Regions from separate parts of the Homo sapiens genome. Here all the other regions are linked to region 2. A link is a loop called in an ENCODE intact Hi-C map of the cell type or tissue named here. Cell type or tissue: endothelial cell of umbilical vein. All regions are shown on one strand.

The links. Peaks named below come from ENCODE experiments on the same cell type or tissue, not always from the same donor. Only the 100,000 strongest peaks of a DNase experiment are listed, where the experiment ranks them.
Region 1: it touches region 2 in a loop (10-fold over the local background); 4 of 110 quality-filtered maps call a loop at or near these places.
Region 3: it touches region 2 in a loop (16-fold over the local background); 101 of 110 quality-filtered maps call a loop at or near these places.

The regions. Positions count from the first base shown.
Region 1 is chr15:62,777,682-62,785,681 of GRCh38, reverse strand. TLN2 (talin 2) reads right to left here. Exons shown (of 59, transcript NM_015059.3): 44 at 4,441-4,542; 45 at 1,792-1,911. Among named protein-coding and RNA genes, the nearest start is that of MIR190A, 42 kb to the left of the region's middle. RefSeq lists an enhancer at 2,648-3,576. In endothelial cell of umbilical vein, CTCF peaks have their summits at 3,310 and 3,510; DNase peaks (open chromatin) are centred at 3,321 and 6,091; H3K27ac peaks cover 440 bases.
Region 2 is chr15:63,285,940-63,293,939 of GRCh38, reverse strand. APH1B (aph-1B gamma-secretase subunit) reads right to left here. Exons shown (of 6, transcript NM_031301.4): 3 at 7,312-7,382; 4 at 6,394-6,516. Among named protein-coding and RNA genes, the nearest start is that of APH1B, 12 kb to the right of the region's middle. In endothelial cell of umbilical vein, a CTCF peak has its summit at 4,970 (motif pointing left); DNase peaks (open chromatin) are centred at 2,319, 4,969, 5,329, 6,589 and 1 weaker place; H3K27ac peaks cover 3,425 bases.
Region 3 is chr15:63,399,781-63,407,780 of GRCh38, reverse strand. All of the region lies in intron 4 of LINC02568 (long intergenic non-protein coding RNA 2568), which reads right to left. Among named protein-coding and RNA genes, the nearest start is that of LINC02568, 14 kb to the right of the region's middle. In endothelial cell of umbilical vein, a CTCF peak has its summit at 4,790 (motif pointing right); a DNase peak (open chromatin) is centred at 4,790.

The sequences.
Region 1 (8,000 bases), 510 kb after region 2:
AAACACTTCTTCCCCTTTTTTTTTTTTTTTTGAGATGGAGTCTCATTCTGTTGCCTAGGCTAAAGGGCAGTGCATAGTCTTGGCTCACTGCAACCTCCACCTCCCGGGTTCAAGCAATTCTCCTGGCTCAACCTTCTAAGTAGCTGGGATTACAGGCGCACACCATCACGCCCAGTATTTTTGTAGACAAGGGGGTACGCCATGTTGGCCAGGCTGGGTCTTGAACTCCTAACCTCAAGTGATCTGTCCACCTCGGCCTCCCAAAGTGCTTATAGGCGTGAGCCATCACGCCCAGCCCACTTTTCCTTTTGTCCAAGCAAACTTTTCCTTACTGTAACAGAAGTTCCCTTACATTTGTTTATGGAGTTCAAAATTATAGGTTAGTCAAATGAATTATAAATCTAGATGATCTTACTAAAACAGGGAGTCTATTTAAAAAAAAAATGATAGGCCTGTGTAAAGAATCAACAGAATCTTAATGTGGGTATCTGATAACTCTCTTTTCTTGGTAGTGACTTCACACTCATTGCAAATAGAATTATTCATGCTACAGCCTAGTCAATTATTCTAATATCTCAAAATGCAGGCACTGTTAGAGACTTAAGTAATCCCATGCTAGATATTTATGTATGCAAGTACATACATATATGGTACTCCTATTTACATGCATTGTTACCACACACATTAGAAAGTGATTTGTTTTGGGACTTCATTTCTGGAATATCTCTCGGAGTCTCTGTAAAAACATACTTAGATCTGACTCCCAGGAGAAATAGCAGCACTGAGTAACTTGGGGACAGTGACTGTCACTATAAGGAGAAGAGAAGACCAATTACAACCTTCTGCCTTGACAACTCAGTTCATTTAGGAACGTCTCGAACATGGTTTGCGCTCAATAAACAGCTTGCTGAATTTCACAGAATATAATTACTTTTATCTTTTAAGTGTCCCTGTAATCCACTCCATTAATCTTCATTTTAAATTGGGCTTCCTTTCTCTAAGAAGCCATGTGGTTCCCCCAAGCCCTGGACTCCTTCTATGTGTTCACACTGATATAGATGCTACAAAGCTCCTTGGAGCCACACATGACCTGTGTCCTTCCCAATGGACCACCCCATTAGAAGTATGAGAGATGGCAGCTCTTAGAAAGTGGCCTTTGGGGCCCAACTTTGGCTACCGTTAGACTCTTACGGGTACAGGCATTCTAAAGCCAAGTCTACACTGGCCACTAAGGAAAGCTGGTCTAGGAAAGGCAGGGAAGTAATAAAAGGAGTCCACAGGAGGTATGTCTGGGCTAATTCTTAGCCACCCAGAATATTCAGGCAAGACTTTGTTTCATGAAAGTAGCTCTTTCGAGGGAGAGGGATAGCTAATTTTCATACTTGAATCTTTCAACACTTCTGTGAACCTATGGAAAACAAAAATAATTGCGGGGGATGTGCTAACTGGAGTAGGAAGTGATAAGATGGCAGTCCCAAGCTTGGGCATGCTAAAAGAGACAGGTGACAGGGCTAGGGACAGGGGACCTGATAGAACACTGTATACAAAGTCCTTCTGTCTGAAAGCCCATGCCCCAGTTCTTGGCCAGTCTGCCCCATAAGGGGCAGTGAGACTTGAGTACAGCCTGGGGCTACCTGGTCTGGACCTGTGCTGTGCAGTGGTGGGGAAATAAACTGGGCTCTGGTTACTGGGCTGGGGTCTTCCAGAGTGGAGCTAAGCTATGAAGAAATACCCAGGAGTGGGCACCAGTGTGTGTGTGCATCTTAAAATAGGGGTCTTAAGGTGGCAGACCTCCTCTGGTTCCGCCGTGGCTGCTGCCATCTGGCCCTGGAAAGCCAGGTGCCCATAGTCACTGGTCATTTGTGAAGCCAGTCCTCCCAACTCCTCCGGGTTAGTAACCGACTTAGTCATCTGGAAAAAGAAAACAAGCAAGACACACACACACACACACACACACACAGAGAGAAACGCATGAGAACCATGTGTTAATATCACTGGAAGCCAAAGGGTTTCATTCACTTTTAAGCTCCTGAGGGGGTGAAGGCCAGGCCTTGCATTTGGGGCTAGATGCTGGAGAGGGCAATTCAAGCCAAGCCCATGCTGCATTGCACACAAAAGGCCAGAGCCCTCGCAGGGCCCCGCTCAGGCCACAGATTCTGGCCGGGCCCAGTGGGCACATGCTCAGCGTTCGGGCTGTGCAGCTTGGAGCCAGTGCCCAGGGCCCACCCTCTGGCAGGTGAGTGTGCCAGCCCCTCGCCAGCGCAGCCCTGGGGGGTCACCAGAGGAATTCCCCCTAGAAACCCCCAGGAGGCACAAGCCCTATGCGATTTTCACCCCTGGGCCAAGGCTTCTGTCGGGGGCTGATCTGGTCTCTGGGTGCCCTGAAGCAGGTCCCACCCAGGTGAGAGAGGGCATGAGGACAGGGCTGTTAAGAAAACCATGAATGACAAGTGCTGGATAAGTCAGTGTTTTAGAGGAAAACACTCATAGAGGATACAGCTTTGCAGTAAATTTGTGCCAAAGAATGACAAGGTTTTAGCCACAAATTTAGTTAAGAGTAGTGTGTAGCCCACATGGTCAAGTTCTGCCTTTATTATGAAGATACTCAGGATTTTTCTCTGTTTCATTGACTGATGCATCTCAATTATCTAAGGCAGCTGGCATGCTAGTTTCTAGTGTTTCCTCTTCCTCTGGACAAAAATACCTCTAAATTCTCACAAAAGCAGTTTTAATCTGCCACCCAGACGGGTGTCACTGTCCCTCATCAAGGGGCTCCCCTCCTGCTCCACCTCCTCTTGCTCTGGATAACAATACTGTCTCTTTCTTTGTGGCCTTTTAAGACCTTGATTTTAAACAGCCTTTTAAAATGTCTTTTGAATGACTCTCCATCCATCAAGGCAGGACAGGAATGTCCACCCTTTCTAAGGCATGTGTACAAGGACACGTCCCAGGCTTCAGGCTGAGATGTGGCCGCCAAGGAACGCACACTGAGCTGCACGAGAGTGAGTGTTGCCACGTGCTGCTCCACTGCGACCTGCCAACAGGTGCACTGGGAGTCTGGGCATCCTGACGGGGTGAGAAGGGCCTCTTTCACACAAAGAGCCAGGCCAGTTATCTCAGGAGTGGCCATGCAGCCTGAGGCTCAGCTCCTTAAGCTCATGGACACCCAGGGTCAAGCCAAGGCAGCTCAGGACCTGGCTCTGGAGACATTCCAGAAACACCATGAGGCTGCTCAAACATGACTGCTGCTGCACTGTGCTTCCTGCTCAACAGGAATCTGTGCTGAAAGTCTGCTGGCTCGGACTAGGATCCGTCCTCCATGCTCCCCTGAGAAGGACAAGACTGGGCTCAGCTCCAGCTTTTCACAAAACACTGAGATGGGTGTACCATTCCCCAGCCCGAATTCTTTTAAACAAGCCTGGCACAATCACAGAGTTTCCATGAATGAATGGCAGCAGCCAGGGATGACTTTGTGGTCCAAGCTCAACCCCTAGTGGACACATGATTACATGACAAAACCACTCAGAGGGGACCTGGGCACAGCAACCATGTGGTGGCTCATTCTGGTCACTTCAGCGAGGAAGGCCCATTGATTTCTCAACCCAGGCTTATGTGGCAAGTATCAAAGAGGCATCTTTCAAACTTTTATCTTATGGCATCTGAGCCTTTAAAAGTTGGGAGAAACTTTTTCTATGGACTCCTATCAATTCTTTGAAGACAACATTTGTCATCTTTCGTATAACTGCTTAACATATCAGATAGCATTCACTATCTCTCAATGCCATTTATATCTAAGAATCTATATAATACAGTTCTAGTTGCATTACATTTTAGAAAAACAAACAAACAAACAAAACAACAAAAACCAAACCAAACCAAAACATTACCTCCAAAAGTTGTATGCCTTCTACTGTCGGAATTTTTTTTTTCTTATTACATAACCATACTGTTTCATTTTGCCTGAAAGACTGGCAATACCTTATTTTCCAAGTATTATAACTTGATTTCATCAGATAATCTCATCTCTATTTTATCCCCAAATATCTTCTCTTGTACTGTTATTTTAATCTACTAAAAACACCTCAAGTCCTTCGTGAGGTGAATAAGATTCTCCCCCTTTCTCCTTAACTACAAATTCCTTGCTTTCCCCGTCTTTTCATTTTCTCTCCTTCCTTTGCTCCTCTGTCCTCATGCCCAAGTCTCAGCCATCTTTAATTCCCTCTTGCAGCTTTTTCATGAGAAAAGAACTGCAGCAGACTGGGGCTACTGGACACAGGCAGCCAGAAAGACCACAGATAAAGGACAGAAGCTGGAGCCCCTGAGGGACTAGAGAGTGGTCTGGGCTCTCTCTCTGACACAGATCTGGGATTTGCAGGCTCAGCGGCGGCAGTGGATAAAAAGGCAAACAACAGTGGGGAGGGCAGCTCTCTTCCCTCTTACCATTTCCTGAGCTGTCACCGCAATGGCTTTGGAGTATTTAACCACAGTCGTCTGATAGTCGACAAATGTTCCCTTTGGTTCTGGAGGAGTGCCTTCATCCAGCTACAGAGGAGAGGAAAAGAATCCAAAGGTCATAAGAAGCCTGCTGAAGTGTAGACTGTATTTACGAGAATTAGGAACTTTGAAAAACAGAGAGGGCCTCAGAGATTCTTTCGCCCAGTGTCAACTCAATTACCCAACTTGTGCAATAAGGACTTCAACAGAAGGGCACATAAGGCATTCAGGGTACATGGCAAGGAGAGGCTCCCAGCCTTGCCTGAGAGGAGTGGGAGGCCTTCCAGAGGAGTGATGTTTCCGCCAAGTCTTACCAGGCGAAGAGTCTGCCACATGTAAAAGGTGGGAAAGGCATCCCAAGAAAAGGGAACAGAATTCACGTACATGGAGGCGGGAGCCAGCCTGACACTTCTAGGGAAGCGCAAAGTGCCAGAAGATGAGGTGGGAAAGGAGGCAGACTCTCCATCAGGAAGCACTTCCTGAGGAATGGTCGAGTCCATGGCTATCCACGGAACCGTTCTTTATGAGCACAATCGGGGAATAGAAGGAATTAGAAGCACTAGGAATAAATTGTTGCTCACCTGACTATAAATGCAATAGGAACTGAGAGAAGGGCAAGATCACTGTGGGGTGGAAGAACTGAGACAATGGGACTATGTCCCTTGAAGGCTTGGGGACATATTGGTGTAGGAGATTTGTATTCAAAATGTGTTTCCAAGGCTTGTGAATGAACCTCGGGCTGCTTACTTAAACTCTGATCTCTAGTCCTTCAGTGGTAACTTCCAGGCATCACATGGTTACAGTAAAAATCAACACTACACCTGGTCAAGAACTATATACAGGAAGAGGAGAGAATGACCATAATGAAGATGCTGATGATAAAGATGATAATGCCAATGATGAAGAAACAGGCAACCCATCTTCACCACCACCATCCTCACCATCACCACTGGTTGCTGAATGGTATTCCAGGCGAAGAGACAAAGTGAACAGAAATTAATACAGGCAGAGTGAGTCTAGTGAGGTCATCCTGACCTGAACAGGAGGGGGCTGTTGACAGCAGTGGGAATGAGGCTGCATCTGTTTTATGGAAAACCTTGAAATCATGACGACAACAGTGGGATCTGGGGTAAGCAATGACGTATTTGAGATTTCCCTGGCAGCTCTGTGCCATAAAGTTCAGAGTCAGAGATGAGATTGGGGCCAAGTGGTCAATTAGGAAAATGTTAGCTGGTATCTTCAGTGACAGCTATATGTCATGAGCAGGCATGTACTGCACTGTGAGTGAAAGGAAGGCATCACTGTGGCCTATGCGTGATGTGGCTGCATAGCCCAGCATATAATTTTCACCAAACTATTAACACAAACTCCACACTAGACTTTTTTAGCTTTCCCTATTAGGCAGATAGATGCTATATCCCCATCACGGCACGGGGGCCCTGCTAGTCAAAGGAGACTGAATTGCATACTCATTCACTTGCTGTAAACTGACTGAACATCTTCTAAGCCTCAGGCCACATGCTAGGAGCTTGCATGTGAGATGTGACATCACTACCCACATGCCAGGATGCTGGAGCTGAAGGGCAGCTCAGAGTTCTTGGCCAGTGGCCACCAGCCAAAGAACCTTTAACTAGTCTGAGGACAATGGGAAAAGAAAGAACAAAGTAGTGACTAGGATTTCAATTTCATTTATTTGAAAGAACTTCCCTTTACTCTGAGAGTACAGCCTTCCTCCTTTTGTGGGTGCTAGCATGACCTTTCTTTTATAAAACAGCCGTGATGTAGATGGCACAGTTTTTGTTTGTTTTTGTTTAATTTTCTTACTTGGCCAAAAACAAAACGAAAACAAAAACAAAGAAAAGATACCACATCACAAAATCCCACAGGATCCTACCAACCTCACTGAATGAGGAAATCAACGTCCCGAGAGCTTGAATTCCTGTCCAAGGTCACCCGGAAAGCTGATTACTTCATACTCACTTGTGAGTCTCCAAACCTCCTAGTGCTGAGATGACGAGAGAGAATCTCAAAGAGAAGCTCCACAGTGAAAGCACCCAAAGTGTCAGGAGTCACATCCAAGTTAGAATTAACTCTGGCTACACTCAGGTTTTTCTATAATTCACTGGCTTTGAGAATTTCAGACAGTGAGTCTAATAGTATCTCAGAGTTTTAACCAAATTAATGAAATTCTGAGAGACTATGCCAGCTTTCTAACGCTTGCTGCACAGGGACCCAAAGGACCTGAAACGTCACTTAATTTGAAGTCCCCAGCAACATGCTGAGCAAAGGGAGAATGGGAATGAGGAAGAGGTGTTGTGTGGTGCCCTGGATGTCAGGCCAGGGTAGATAAGAGTTTAGGGGCAACATTGAAACCCCAATTATATACTTTGCAGAACTGAGGGGGGAAGAACAGCTCCTGGCCTCTGTGGCTTGTGTTGGCTGGCAGTTCCTAATTACTGCTATCAAGTAACACCTGACTTATTTCCAGCCCATCCAAAAGAATCAAATGTGTCTCTGGCTGAGACAGCATAGGCTATACCACTAATGGCAGGTGGTGCAGGGCCTGCTCTCTCTGTCCACAGCCCATCACAGTGCATAAGGCACAGGGCTATCAAAGAAAGACTTTGGATCTGACGTCCATCTTCCTAGGATTTATGGAATCCTTCCCTATCATTTGAGTGGTACTGAAAAATATCTTCTCCCAAGAAGAAAAAGATTATCATTTGAATTTCTAATTTGCACCAAGAAACCTTGGGCTCCATTATTTAACATCCTTAGGTAGATACACGGTTTATCTTCAAAGCTCTGGTGTTCTGATGTCCTGAAAACCAAACAAATCTACTGAGACTTATCCAAGGGCCCGCAGAAGAGGGAAATTTCACTCATTTTCTGCCAAAATGTCCACATTTGCAGCATGAGAAGCCCACAGCAGAAACTGATGGATGATTTGACAAAGTAGAGCCTGCGGCCTCTAAAGGGAGACGCAGCATTCCACCCTGGGCTTGTTATGTTTGTTCTCAGGCTGACAATGACTGCATAATGCCTAAGGATAATTATTCTAATTATAGTTACAGCATATCATTTCTTCATGGAGATATGAACAACCAATCTTCTCTAAATTAGCAATTAAAGACTGCTTATTATCCTGAAAAACCTTATTAATGTATTCACAATCTGACAATGGACATTTCAAAACATAGACGATGTCTAAAATTCTTGGCATGCTATCACAGGATGGCAATTAGATGCTGATGAACAAGCATTCTTTCTAATGAATGTCAAACTTACATGACTAATGAAGGATTCTTTGGGGGAAAGAACAGGAGATATGGAGTTGAAACTGTCTCCAGTCATGTCACCCTAATGATCTGACTCATTTGATGGGTCACTAAATGAGAAAATGATACTCATGTTCTCTTACATGTCTGTAGCCTACAAGAGTTTACTATGGGCTTTTGCATATATACGATTTCAGTGGTTTCTGTGCCTGGCTAGATATCAGAACC
Region 2 (8,000 bases):
AAAAAAAAAATTAGCTGAGTTTAGTGGCATGTGCCTGTGGTCCCAGCTACTTGAGGCTGAAGTGGCAGGATTGTTTGAGTCTCAGAGGTCAAGGATGCAGTGAGCCATGATCACACCACTCCACTCCAGCCTAGGTGACAGAGCAAGACCCTGTCTCAAAACATAAACAAATAGGCCACACTTTGGAAGGCCAAAGCGGGCAGATGACGAGGTCAGGAGTTCGAGAAAAACCTGACCAACATAGCGAAGCCCTGTCTCTCCTAAAAATACAAAAATCAGCTGCGCAGGGTGGCGCACTCCTGTAATCCCAGCTACTCAGAAGGCTGAGGCAGGAGAATCGCTTGAACCTGGAAGGCGGAGGTTGCAGTGAGCCAAGATCGTGCCACTGCACTCCAGCCTGGGCAACAGAGCAAGACTCTGTCTCAAGAAAAAAAAAAAAAAGAAGAAGAAGAAGAAAAACACACAAAAAAACAGGCCAGGTGCGGTGGCTTACGCCTGTAATCCCAGCAATCTGGGCGGCTGAGGCAGGCAGATCACCTGAGGTCAGGAGTTCAAGAACAGCCTGGCCTACATGGTGAAACCCCCATCTCTACTAAAAATACAAAAAATTAGCCAGGCGTGGTGGCAGGCGCCTGTAGTCCCAGCTACTGGGGAGGGTGAGGCAGGAGAATGGCATGAACCCGAGAGGCAGAGCTTGCAGTGAGCCGAGACCGCACCACTGCACTCCAGCCTGGGCAACAGAGTAAGACTCGGTCTCAGTAAAAAAAAAAAGAAAAGTAAAATAAAATAAAATAAATAACTAAAAATAAAGGCAGCAGTGGCTGACGAAAATAAGGACAATTTTACCCATGAGAAGAAACAAGGTCTATAGAGAATGGAGAAGTGCAAGTCATTCAACTGCGCCGAAAGGTAGTCAGCAGAGCCTAGCCATTCATCCGTGTGAGGAAAGAGACATCAGTGATTCAGTGTGGCCTGAAACATACCTAGAAGAGCCATCAAGTCTTACAGCCGCAGCCCATGTCATTCTTTCAGCTAGAGACTGTGAAGCAATACACTGAGCTGCCTGCTTACACACTGCCTGAAGACTGATGCCTGTGATGTGTGCATTTCATAATGTATCACAAGCTACTAGAGACTATGATAGGTCATATCCATTTAATGAAAGTGCATTCCAAAAAGTACAATTTTCTATTCTCAGTTATTTGAGCAGCTGGAAAGAAAGGCTTACACTATTGATATAAAGAAAACAAGCCAGGCGTGGTGGCTCACACCCTATAATCCCAGCACTTTGGGAGGCTGAGGCAGGAGGATTGCTTGAGGCCAGGAGTTTGGGACTAGCCCGGGCAACATAAGGAGACCCCCATCTCCACAAAAAATACAAAAATTAGCTGGGCATAGCAGCACATGCCTGTGGTCCTAGCTACTTGGGAGGCTGAGTGGGAGGATCACTTGAGCCCAGGAGTTCAAGGTTATAGAGAGCTAAGATCATTAACACTGCATTCCAGTGACAGAGTGACAGAGCAAGACCTTATCTCTTAGAAAAAAAGAGAAAGAGAAAACAGATAATGAAAAATACAAATTCGATGATATATACAGCGTATAGAGTATCACTGTATCATAAACAGTAGCAGTTAGTTGTGACAACTTATTACAAGAAATTAAGATTCTAATGAAATCATAAAAGGATAAGAACTGCAGGTTACAATCTATTGTTGATCATTTTTTCTGTATCATTAGGAGATGTTATACTTTCTCTACTACTTTGGAATTTGGAAATGTAGGTATTGAGATAGTCTTGCTTACAAAGAGCTTTCAGTCGAGTCTAAACTTTAACAAACTGCCACACTGTAGAGATTATTCTTAAAATATTACGAATAGAAAAGTGAATGAAAGATAAAAAATGTATTGGGTTACAGTAACAAAAATTTATTCTCATGCTCACAGGTCTAAAGGCTGACTGTGCATTGCTGATAAAGGCTGGGATCAGCTGGAAAACTCTGCTGCAAGCTCCTGGGGTGGGCTCTGTGTGGCTCTGGGTATATTCATTCAAGGGTCCAGGCTAAGTGGCCATTAACTTCCCAAGGTATCTTCTTCTCATGGCACCAGAGTCCAAGAAGGAAGGTCCAATCATGCAAATACTTTTTAAGCCTCTAACTTACATCATAACCACTAATTGGCCAATTCAAGCCACATGACTGAGCTCAAAGTCAAAGGGTAGAAAAGAACATTCCAGCCACCATGAGACTTATTACAGGAAATGACAAATTGGGACAAAAATAATCTCCCACATTCCTCTTTTATTTTCTTCAAGCTCAGTATTTTTCTTTCTTCAGTCATATCCCACAGGCCATGGCTTCTAGATCTTCTATCATACTGACAACATTCTTTCTATATGAATTTTACTTCTTCAGTATTCCTGTTAAATCACAATGCTTGGAACAATACAACACTCCATATGTGGTCTGACCCATATTGGTTTTCCCTTGTGAAACGTTTAGTGGCTAAAAAGTTTAAAAGCTTGCCTAGGTTTTAAGTGCACTGTCTAGAAAATATAATAGAAGTGAAATGGTCTGGGGAATTTTTTAAAATAAAATGATCAGCTGTTCTTTTTTACTAGGTACTAGCTAAAGACATTTTTTCTTCTAAAGCATAAGGGAGGTAATTCGGAATGAAAAACCCAGATTCTATATAATACTAGAAAAATTATCTTCTCTCTGAATTCTGTTTTCTCATCTCAAGCGCTAAATTCTCCACCTTAATAATATTCTTAGGCCAGTTTAGAGCTTATAAGCACTTAAATACATATTCTCTAAATTAATTTCATTTAATTCTCAACAACTCTGAGCTAGGCGTTATTTCTGCCCTTCCTGAAAGATCAGGAAATTGAAGATTAGATGGAAGGACAAGACTTCCTTTGCCCTGTGAACAATACTGCTCTTACCTCCAGGCCTGGAGGAAAGAGGCCTCTTCCCTCTGCCTCGAACATCTTTCTCTGACAACTCCTTTCTTTGCCTGCCTAGCTATTATTCACCCTTTAAGTAAATCTCTACTCGTTATGGCACTTCCTCCATAAGCTGTGCCTGGCTTTCATTTTTCTGTAAGTTATTTATTGAGTGCCATCTAGAAATAAAGGACTCCACAAGATGCCGAGGACAGAGCAGTGAACAATACAGATGTCGTCCTTGCACTTGCATGGCTTAGCACCCAACTGGAGAAAAAGACATTCAACAAATAACTATACCATTACTTAATGACGCCTGTGATAAATGCTGCAAAGCCAAGGTACTGTGGCCTGGGAGCATGGGTTACAGCCTGTCCTTTGTGCCCCATGGCTCTTCCTCATTTCACTGTAGCATTGATCATGCTTTATTGTAATTAGCTGTTTGTCTTTATTCCCCACTATGAATGGAAGTTATGAATGGTAACTGGGCTCTATTTTCATAGCTTGGTATAACTCCTTTAGACTAAAAACATTTAATAATTATGTATGGAATGAGTGATTCAATAATCAAATGGACTTGCCCAAAATACTAAATTAATGAGCCAGGATAAGATTCGAACCTAGGATTCCAATTCCCATACTTTTGTCTCTATACAAAATTACCAAGAAATGGTAATGATTCTAGTAAAATTTAATGCTAGCCTACAACATAACCACAAATAAAAAAGAAGTAACCTATACATAAACATTATTTATAAACTATGCCTGTTTGTAACATAAGAGCCTATGTACACACAGGTATCATATAGTATGGATCTTATTAACACATACTAATATAGACAGATATATACTACAGGCTGAATATCCCTTATCTGAAATGTTTGGGACCAGAAGTGTTTCAAATTTTGAAATATTTGTGCATCTATATATATAAAATGAGATATTTAGGGGATAAGACTCAAGTTTAAACATGAAATTCTTTTTTTTTTTTCTCTTGAAACAGAGTATCCCTCTGTTACTCAGGCTGGATTGCAGTGGGACGATCACAGCTCACTGCAGTCTCAACCTCCCGGGCTCAATGATTCTCCCACCTCGGCCTCCTGAGTAGCTGGGACCATGGGTGGGCACCACCATACCCAGCTGAATTTTTTAATTTTTAGTAGAGACAAGGTCTCACTATATTGCCCAGGCTGGTCTCAAACTCCTGAGCTCAAGTGATTCTCCTGCCTTGGCTTCCCAAAGTGTTGGGATTACAGGCATGAGCCACCACACCTGGCCAAAACATGAAATTCATTTGCATTTCATATATATCTGATACACACAGACTGAAGGTAATTTTACACAATATTTTTAATAATTTTGTGCATGAAACAGTTTTTTCTTGTTCTGACTGTGACCCATCACACAAGGTCAGGTGTGAAATTTCCTACTTGTGGCGTCATGTCGGTGAAGGAAGTTTTGGATGTTGGAGCATTTTTGGATTTTGGATTTTTGGATTAAAAATGCTTAATCTGTAATTAGTGACCCTACATTCCTTATTTATTCTGATTATTATTTAGGCATTTGTAATGGAGTATACTAAACATATAAAGTTATGGATTTACCTGGCAAAAATGAGTTGTGTCTAAATAAATGGTAATTACAAGTAGTTATAAATAACATAAATACAATAAATATAAATTTGGGGATCTTATTTTTAAATGTAATACAAATTAATTTCTTAAATTTATAATTCAAAGTTTATGCTTCAAAGAATGATGTTATAACAGTAAGAAACTTGCAAATGATAAAACAACACTGTTCTTTCATTCTATAGATACAAATTTATAACATAGCCAGTCTGCCATGCTAACTTAGCTAAAGACATTAAGATAGCTTACTGAATATTGAATTTTTCCTTTAATTCCTAGAAATTACAAATACAATCCCCAAATTGGTATCAAATTTTTCTTTTACTACCAAAAGAATCATTTTAAACATCGTATGAAAACAGCCTAGGTCACTAAAGGGAATTAGCACCATCTAGTGAAAAAAGCTGGCAAAACCTGTATATCAAAAGAAAACTGTAGCAGGGAGAGAGAGCCGTGTTAACTGTATATGAAAACAGAAAACAAACTGTAGCACTAACACCCCTTACGATTATGTTTTATTAATTTTCATCGGGTTCTAACAGACTTTACTAATATTACATTTGTTTTAAAGACCTAACACTCAGTATAATCAATCATTAACACATTTGCCAGAAATATGCCAATGATGAAATGTTCAAAAGAAAGATAATTTGCTATGTTGGAAGCACCATTAAATAAGTATGACCCATTAACACACTTTCTTGTCCTCTAACTTGCAGCCAGATTTAAAGGGCCTTGACTCTCTCCTCTAGGCCCTGAAAAGCCAAACCATTTTTGCAGCAGGGAAGATTAGTTAGGTAGTTGCATACAGGATTCACATGAATAGTGTGTCAAGGAAAGACTAACCAGTTGAGGGCAGATGATGGTAAGCCAGAGAGGAGATGTCAAGGCCTGAACTGAAATGGAAACAAAGGGTCTACTGCGAATGGTGAATGAGTGTCCACTGGGCTTGGGGATCACTATGACATTCAACATGCCTCTAAACTACTGCAGAAATTTTTAAAAATTGGTCATACCTCTTTATATCTTTTCCATTATTACCTTAAAGTGTTACTGAAATGCTTATTCACTTTTTTTTCTCTTATTCCCTTATTAGAGGATAAGCTCCCTGAGGAGCTTTAGCATAGATGTTATTAAAAGAAGATACAAATCATGATGTGAACTCAGTTATTTCAATGGCATAACTGTTGTGGAAACGACTAAAAATACAGTGGGTGTTCTCCCCCTATTTTTAAAAGAGTCTTCTTGTGGAACTTAGAAGAAATCTATGTTAATTATGTACGCTACCAACTCTCAAATTTGTGATCACTGCATCATGATGACAATTTTTAGCTCGTGGACGAAAAAGCAATTTGAAATGAGTTGGTCCTTTTAGCTGCATCATTTGGATGAAATGATCAACTCATCTATTATCCCATTTTTCCTCTCAATTTCAGATTAAATTTTACTGCCTATTCCCACAAAAGGCACCACAATGACAATTATAGATTAGGGCTTCTACTGAAGATAACATAAAATCATAAAAACCAAAAAGAGCACATGGCCTTTAAAAATTCACTTCTAACATTTCAACTATATAGCAACATTGTCAGTACAGCAAAATAAAATTTTACGCAAGCTAAATTCCACTCCAAAATTCTAAAACACTCTAACCAGAATTTTTATTTTCCTAAGTCTTTTACTTCACAGTGCCTCAGAGTATTTCGCCTTTAAAAGACATAACATAAATTCCAATCCACTGAAATTCCTAAGCCAGTGAACCCCAATAAGAATGATCATTTAGACTAGAAGCCTGAATGTTGACAGCTATGAGACACATACCTGAATAAAGGAAGAATTGAGGAGAATCTCCATGAATGCCCACTGTGCCTGGCCCCAAGGAGTCAGATAGGGTATTCACAAAGGAAAATACTCCACTCATGATTCCAAAGCCCAAGCCAGAAACTAAACAGGAAGAAAAACACTGTTAACTCTTTTCCTGCCAAGATTTCAAGTCAAATTTCCAAGGACTAGTTAATACAAAGTGTGTTGGAGGGGAAAGGGTGCTTATGTTCTTCCTGAAGCAGTGGACAGCTGGCTCTGGAGAGGCATGTGCTTGGCTAAATGATGAATCAGAGAGGGAAGCGGGAAGAGGAAAGGAAATGAATGGCAGAATGCAGCAGAGTAATGAAAAAGGGGAGAAAAGGGTCTAGAAAGGCACAGAAGAAATAGGTGAGACAGAGGATACAACACCAAAACTCCGGCTTACTTTATGATAACAGAGTCTACAGAGTTAAGTTTGATGGCTTAGAACTGAAATTGAGTGTAAAGGGGAACTGTGTATTCCTGAGCCCAAGTGGGGAACCTAGATCCAATCTTAAACATAATTCTCAAAGTGTAATACGCAGAGATATTAACTGCTTTAATATGAAGAGTACTCCTAGAAAAGCCAAAGTAAGATTCAGAGAAAGTAACAGTTTCATCATCTAGAAAATCTTAGTTAACTAGGGTACATACACATTAAAAATCTAACTTTCAAACCTGGTTAATATACAATGGACATACAGGTAAGGGTCACTTGCAATCATTTTCATTTACAAAAGGAACCTGGAAGACGGGGATAATAAGCAAATATGTACACCAATAGGCCAAGGCAGTAATAAACAACTACTTGAAATCTACAAAGATACAAAAGATGCAAATGACTTTTATGCCAAGTATGATTTTTTTCCTTAATGAAACCATGTGGTTCTAACTTACCATAGGCCAGCAGTCGCATAGAGGGTGCTGTCTCACCTGGGTTTATACTCTTCAAACCTTCACTGGCTTTTCTAAAATAAAACCACACATGTAATTAAGAAGAAAAAAAAAAAAAAAAGGAAGAGCAATATATCAGGAAAGTCCAACAAGACACTTCAAACCCAGATACTCACTGAGGCTTTGCATCAGGTTATACTCTAAATCTGTAATTTATTTAAACAAACCCAGCAAATTTTCAATGAACTAACATCAACCAAAATTGCCAACTAATTTTTACCTTTTGACATTCCCATAAAAGAATAAGAAAAATATAAGTAAACAAGCCGTCAGGAATTGAATTTAAAAAGATAAAAACCGCAACACTTTCAACTGCTTGCTGAACTCGGCAAATATTTAATTCAATATCCTATGGGATCTACCACTCTGATTTTTTTCCCCTTCCCAAAGTACTGTATCCTTATTCCTGCTTTGTTGGCACTTTGTTCTATCTTCCACCAGGACTATACTGGCTCTGTCACCCTCCCTTGTACCTTCCACTCTGTAGAACCTAAACTACACTCATCCTTCAGAGTCCACTTCAGGCAGCGATTTGTTAAAGAAGCTGCCTACCAATGGTTGGTAATCACTAATCTCTCCTTATTCTTAAATCCTATAATACTGATGGTCTGAACTCTCACGAGTATTTAATC
Region 3 (8,000 bases), 110 kb before region 2:
GAAAATAACAGGAATCCAATGCTGAACTCTTTTTAGGTACTGATCCCTTATTGCCTGCCAGACGCTTTATGCACATCAACTTACGCTCCCATTTTACAGATAAAATCTTAATGTTCAGAGAGACTATGTGATTCACCCAAGGTCAAATAGCTTTTGTTTCGATGGGGCCTGTCAGGATCCCAAAGCAACCACAGGCTCTTAAGCATCCCTACCCAGCATGCCTTGGAACTCACAATAAATAGGCCCATTTTGTCTCTCTGTCCAGGTTGATGAAGCCTCGGCATCTTCCTTTTCCTTTCCCCTTTATTCTTGCATGTACAGATATTGGCCCTTTTCTGCAGCCTGGCTGCAGAAAAGCCTATTTTCACCTGGCTTAACATTTTTCTTGTTTTCAGACTGGGTCACCAAGCCAATGATTTTATTCCATGCTCTTTGAATCCACTGTGGTCATCAGTCATTTTCTCCTGAAGAAAATCACACACTCCCTTGTATCAGTGACCTTTCCTGAGGTCTGAGCATATATATCATTTCTAGGACATGTTTTCTTTAACTGAATACAGTCTCGCATACTGGGGATAAGGTTTGGGGATTGCTATGATTTAGATGTATCCCTTCCAAACTTCAGGTGTTGCCAACGTGATAGTGATATTAAGAGGTGAAGACTTGGCTGGGCGCGGTGGCTCACGCCTGTAATCCCAGCACTTTGGGAGGCTGAGGCAGGCGGATAAGTTGAGGTCAGGAGTTTGAGACCAACCTGAGCAACATGGTGAAACCCTGTCTCTACTAAAAATACAGAAATTAGCCAGGTGTGGTGGCGGGCGCCTATAATCCCAGCTACTTGGGGAGGCTGAGGCAGGAGAATTGCTTGAACCCAGGAGGCAGAGGTTGCAGTGAGCTGAGAGCATGCAACTGCACTCCAGCCTGGGTGACAGAGCAAGACTCTGTCTCAAAAAAAAAAAAGAAAAAAAGAGGTGAAACCCTTAAGAGGGGATTAGACCATGAGGGCTCCACCCTGAGGACTGAGACTAGGTGCCCTTATAAAAGGGCTTGATGGAGGGAGTAAGTCCCTCTTGCCCTTCTGCCTTCCACCGTGTGGCACCATCTTGGAAACAGAGACCAGACCCTCCCCAGACAACAAACCTGCCAGTGCCTTGGTCATGGACTTCCCAGCCTCCAGAACTGTGAGAAATAATTTCTGTTCTTATAAATTACCCGGTCTATGGTACTTTGTTATGGCAACACAAACAGACTAGGAGAAGGATTAAAACAGCAGTTGTTCCAGAACAGTTTCTTCCAACATTATGCTGATTTTCTTTTTTCTTGGACGCTTTTTTACAAGTTGCACTTTTTAAATGTGATATTCTCCTACTCTTGCTGAGGCCTCTACTCCTCTTTTCTTTCATACATTTTTGTCTGTGGTGCAAAACTGACACTTTTTTGTTTCTCTAATGCGAGCAACAATAACATCTAATTAATATGCAGCTACACTCAGGCCGAGGCAGAAACCCTTCCATCTGCTGTTCTGCGATAGCTGCTTCCCCTTTTGCTCACTTATGTTCTTTTTAGCTTATTCTGTGCCCTTTAAATTGCCTTCCTAAAACATAGAATTCCACATCAACTCAAAATTAGTTTAGAAAATAGATGGTGCTTGGTAAGTTCCAAACTATAAAATCCTGCCCATCCTCGGCAGTCTGGGGCTTACACCATTAAACATTAAGTGGTAGCAGATGCTTCCTGCCTGGGACTCAATTTCTAGGCCTATGTTTCGTTACTCCTTCTAAAAGATAGATTTTTTTTCTCTTTTTTCAGTCATTGAAAAAAAAAAAACAAAACACTAGGTTTTGGCCAGGTGCGGTGGCTCATGCCTGTAATCCCAACCGGGAGGCTGAGGCGGGTAGGTCATAGTCCAGGAGTTAGAGACTAGCCTGGGCAACATGGTGAAACCCTGACTTTACAAAAAAATACAGAAATTAGCTGAGCATGGTGGCATGTGCCTGTAATCCCAGCTACTGGGGAGGCTGAGGTGGGGGAATTGCTTGAGCCCTGGAGGTGAAGGTTGCAGTGAGCTGTGATCACACCACCGCACTCCAGTCTAGGCGACAGAGCCAGACCCTGCGTCAAAAACAGAAAACAACAACAACAACAAAAAACACTAGGTTTAAATAAAATGTAAACTTCTGTACGGCGGCGGGGAGAGGGGGGTAGTTTTGTGACAGATGTCTTGTTTTCAAAAACCTAATTGAGGAATGGGCTGCCATTTGTCTTCCCATCATTAGAAACTCAATCCTGCATGTCCTGGGGAGCCCAGTTGTAAACCTTAGTTTTTTTAGAAGGATGATGATTCCCCGCAAAGCCAGGCTGGCACTGTAGAAATCCACAGTCAGAAAGAACCACAAACCAACTCCCCTGGGTGGCGTGGTCCAGGCATCGCTTTATTTAGATGAATTCACACAGAGGTGCTATAGTGTGGTCTGGGCATATGATTATATGGTTTCGATGTCATGGAAACTTACAGGAAGTCAAGAGTGCTGTGAATCCCAGCTCACACATTTGCTGTGTCTACCTCAGTTTCCCTTTTTCTCAAATTGGCGGTGTAACTAGTTCTTATTTTGTAGGTATTCTAGTCCCCAAATTTCTTTTTAAAGAAACATGAGAATTTACTATAAATGCTACATAAATCCCAAGTTCGAAGTGCCTTTGGGCTAAAACCAGCTTTGAAGTGAGGCAAGAACTCAGGCTCCCTTCTCTTTTCTTCCCCGAAGATCCTAAGAAGAACACACAGCCATGGCTAGACCAGGGGAGCCAAGGAAAAGGAAGAGAAATGGTTACTTTCACTTTGTTCTTTAAGCCCTTGAAAGAGAGGTGACTCAGTGTGCCTCAGGAAGGGAGGATCCATCTAGCTTTCAGCATTTTCCAAGGTCCTTTTTGAGATGGGCACCAAAGTGACAGGCTCAAAGGAAGGCTTTCTTTCTTTTTTTTTTTTTTGAGATGGGGTCTTGCTCTGTCGCCCAGGCTGGAGTACAGTGGCGCGATCTCGGCTCACTGCAACTTCCGCCTCCAGGGCTCAAGCGATTCCCCCACCTCAGCCTCCTGAGTAGCTGGGATTACAGGCATGCGCCACCACGCCCAGCTGATTTTTGTATTTTTAGTAGAGACGGGGTTTCACCATCTTGGCCAGGCTGATCTTGAACTCCTGACCTCGTGATCCACTCACCTCGGCCTCCCAAAGTGCTGGGATTACAGGTGTGAGCCACCACACCTGGCCAGAAGGCTCTCTTTCTAATGTAAACTTTCACTGGCAGTCAGAAGGTGTCACTTACCAGAGTATTCTAATTCTTAGCAAATCGTCATTGCACATAAAGTGAACACAGTACCACATCTCCACGCATTAGACACATCGTCACTGAAACCATGCAGCCTCATTCAGAAATGACCTTGTGTCTGAGAGCTCATCTTCCTGGAATCATTTTAGTTTGATCCTTTCAAGGCTGTGAGATTTATTTTCAAGTATTATTTTTCTTTTCAAAAGTTATTCATAATTCAATTTAATTTTAAAAGCTTCATATACACATATCTACACAGATATGCACACGTACACTCACGCCTGGTACAAATCCAAATACTATACAAGGGTTCTCCACATAAATGTCCATCCCAGCCAAACAGCACTGTGTTACCAGTTTCCCGTGTCTCATTCCAGAGCCGTTCTATGCATAAAATATATATTTTTAGGTATTTTTTAAGAAGATGTACTGTTTAATTTTAAAGCTACTTTAGCATAAGACAAGGTAAAAAAGTAGGAACCTATAGATTAAAAAAGAAAAAAAAGGGCCTGGGGTATAATTGTTTTAAATGACGTGTTGATGTGTTGAGTTTAAAAATATTTTGATGTGTTCCAATGCATGGAAAACAAGATGGTCTGAAATCATTGTCCTGAACAAACTGTCCAATGTGATTACATATTTTGTGTGTGTACCTTGGCAAGGTCACGTTAACAAGTTTACATAATAATATACAGAAAACAGGAAGCCACCCAATAGACTGGAGTGAGCAGGGAGGGACAGGGAGGAGCAGAAAGACCGTCTCAAGAACTGCCACTTAGAGAAGAGGTGCTGAGAAGGAAAAGAGGTGAGCCGAGCGAGGTAAACAAAGCCTCAGGCCCATGCTTTCCAACAGGATTGTCTGCAATGGTGGGAATGATCGCGTCTGCGCTGTCCAATATGGTAGCCGCTAGTGCTGTTGAACACTTGCAATGGAACCAGCGAGACTGAGGGATTGAATTTTTATTTTAATTTTGTTTTACTTAATTTGAATTTAAACAGCCACATGGGGCAGTGGTTACCATACTAGATCGTGTTGCTCTGGGGTTTGTAACATCTTGGGAGGCATCAATGGGCTTAGAGAACTAAGAATGGAAAGGGGGCAGAGGATAAACATGGGGTAAATAAAAGCAGAAGAGGAAAGAAGGAGGGCAAGGAGCAGGAGAAAGAGTGACATTCAAGTGGAAAGGCATAGACTGAGAGGAATAATTGTCTTAAGTGATGAGTGGCCCCTGATCTCACTTGCTGAGACCTTCTGGTGTGATTCTGAGGTCTTCTGCAACCGCACACAGAAACAGTCTCTTCTAGAGCAATACTGTACTTGCTTACCCTGGGAGGCCTGTAGGTCTTCATCTCCTTATCTTATTGTGAAGGGAGCAAGGGTACACAATCCCAGGGACTCCCCTACTCCATTGTGTGAAATAAAATAGTTTACTCCAAGAAAACCCCACAGTTTTGATACTCCACTAGGTGTCACCATTAGCCAAAATGAGCTTTTATTTTTTATCGTTTTTAACCTGCAGAATTTGGTGAGTTTCTTCTCTGGGTCTATTGTTGATCTTTACAATTCATTTAGGTATTTTCCTACTTTGTCACAGACAAAGCAAAGTGGCTTGCGCTCCTGGAGGCTACCCAATAGGGATACTCATTCTAATTTGGTTTATTTTTCGTTGCAGTTAAAACTCAGTTACTAAGGCCGGATGTTGTGGCTCATGCCTGTAATCCCAACACTTTGGAAGTATGAGGCAGGAGGACCGCTTGAGACCAGGAGTTCCAGATTGGCCTGGGCAACATAGTGGGACCCCCATCTCTACAAAAAATTTTTAAAAATTAGCCAGGCATGAGGGCGTGCAACTGTAGTCCCAGCTACTTGGGAGGCTGAGGTGAGAGGAGCATTTGAGCCCTGAGCCCAGGAGATTGAGGCTGTAGTGAGCCATAATTGTGCCACTGCACAGACAGAGCTCTAGACCTTTTCTAAAAAAAAAAACAAAACAAAACAAAACAAAAAAACTTCTGCTAAATACCACAAATGTGTGTGTGTACACACGTGCTCGGCTTCCCAAAGTGCTGGGATTACAGGTGTGAGCCACCATGCCTGGCTAACATTCATTCTTAAATATTTACTGTGTGCTATGCAGGGGCCCCATGTACACTGCACAACTCTGGGGATGGGAGCAGAGGGCACAGTTTGCACAGACCTCAATGTAAATAGTGTTTCCTGAAGTTGTGCAGCCTAGCAGCTCTGCAAGACTCTGGTCTGGGCCATAAGAACTGTATTAGTCCATTTTCATGCTGCTGATAAAGACATACCCAAGACTAGGTAATTTATAAAGAAAAAGAGGTTTAATGGACTCACAGTACCACATGGCTGGGGAGGCCTCACAATCATGGTGGAAGGTGAAATGCATGTCTTACATGGTGGCAGACAAGAGAGAATGGGGGCCAAGAGAAAGGTGAAACCCTTTATAAAATCATCAGATCTCGTAAGACTTATTCCCTACCACACGAACAGTATGGGGGAAACCGCCCCTATGATTCAGTTATCTCCCTCCAGGTCCCTCCCACAACACATGGGATTATGGGAGCTGCAATTCAAGATAAGATTTGGGTGGGGACAGCCAAACCATATCAGGGACAAAATCATGAGGAAGATATGGGCCCTGCTTTTTCCATCCTCTCTGTTCTATTTCTTAGGAGAGTTCCTTAGTCTAAAACCTTCTTTGTAACTAGAAATATCTATGCCCTATATAAATTCTCAGAGTTATACATGTAACAGTTAGCTTTCCCTTCTATCCTTGTAAAAACAACTAAAGTTTAGTTCCTTTTCAGAGAAGTAACACCTCTCCCTGAGCATTATTTTATTAATAAGGCAAAGTATTATTCCAGCTGGATAAATCAAGTCATGGCCTTTGCCCTTGGGAAATTCAATAAGATCCAAAATAAAATCCTTAAGTTTTGCATATCTAAATTTGGCCTTTGAACAGAAGAGGAGTAGTAGCAATTGAACATGAATCTGGGGATCAGGACCCCTAGAATCTAGCCTGACTAGGCTTTCTTGGGGAATGTACCAGTTAGGTTGGGGGTAAAACAAACCACCCCAAAGCTTAGTGGCTTAAAGCAATGAACACTCATCATTTTTCATGATTCTGTGAGTCAGTTGAGCCGTTCTGATCTAGGCTGGTATGCAGATCGGAGGTGTGTAGGTGGCTCAACTGGGGTTGGCTGGCCTCCCTCACATACATGAAATTGACAGGCTGGTTAGTTGAGGAGGACTTAGCTGGGATGGTTTGTCTCTGCTCCATGTGATCTCTCCTCCTCCACTAGGCTAGCCCAGGCTTCACATAATGTTCTCAGCATGGTGGTCTCAGGGTATAAAAGAGCAGCAAGAGAAAGCAAGCTTCAGTGTGCAAGTGCTTGAATATTTCTTCTTGTGTCACATTTGCTCTTGTCCCATTGGCCAAAGAAAGATACATGGCTAAGCCTTGAGTCAGTGCGAAAGGTATTATCCAAGGATGTTGTAGAGAGAGGTATGAACAAATTAAGGACCAGTGTTGTAACAATCTACTGAAAAAATTAATTTAATTTCTCCTTATCTCAGTGTTTACCAAGATGATAATATTAATAACACTTTCTTGACCTACTTGCCAGGAAAGAAAAAAAATAAACACATGGAAGAAACTACTGTATATCATTCAAAGAAAAGGGACAACATAACTATTATTCATCTTACTTCAGTTTACTCATCTACCTTTTTCACGTCTCGTCCACAGCACGGCTAATCTATCTATGGGGCAATTAGGAATCCCACTTAGTGAAAATTCCTATCAAAAATAAAGGTAACAATTTCAAAAGAAAATTTTGTTTGTTTTCATAATTTTCACCAGCAAATTGGTACATTTTATGGGTTGTGTGTAAGGATACCCACTAAGGATGTAACTAGCAGGATTCTTCGAGAATAGAGACCCAGGAATGTCTAACCACAGGATAACTTTCACAATTGCCCTTATATGTTAGACTTGGCAGATACATTTTGGTTTTTTGTTTATTTGTTTGGAGAAGGAGACTTGTTCTGTCACCCAGGCTGGAGTGCAGTGGCACGATCTCCGCTCACTGCAACCTCCATCTCTCGGGTTCAAGTGATTCTCCTGCCTCAGCCTCCCGAGTAGCTGGGATTACAGGCGCCCACCACCATGGCCGGCTAATTTTTGTATTTTTAATAGAGATGGAATTTCACCATGTTGGCCAGGCTGGTCTTGAACCCCTGACCTCAGATGATCCGCCCGCCTCAGCCTCCCAAAGTGTTGGGATTACAGGCATGAGCCACTGCGCCCGGCCTACATTTTGTTTTAAATAATTGCTCAGCATTGTACAAGTTGAACACCTGTTATAGCACTCGGAGGACTTAATCACATAAAGAAAATGACTAGGAGTTTATAGTACATGTTTTCTTTTTTTTTTTTTTTTTTTTTTTTAATGAGATGGCGTCTTGCTGTGTTGCCCAGGCTGGAGTGCAATGGTGCAATCTCGGCTCACTGCAGCCTCCGCCTGCTGGGTTCAAGCAATTCTCCTGCCTCAGCCTCCTGAGTAGCTGATACTACAGGTGCCCGCTACCATGCCCGGCTAGTTTTTATATTTTTAGTAGAGATGGGGTTTCACCATGTTGGCCAGGTTGGTCTCAAA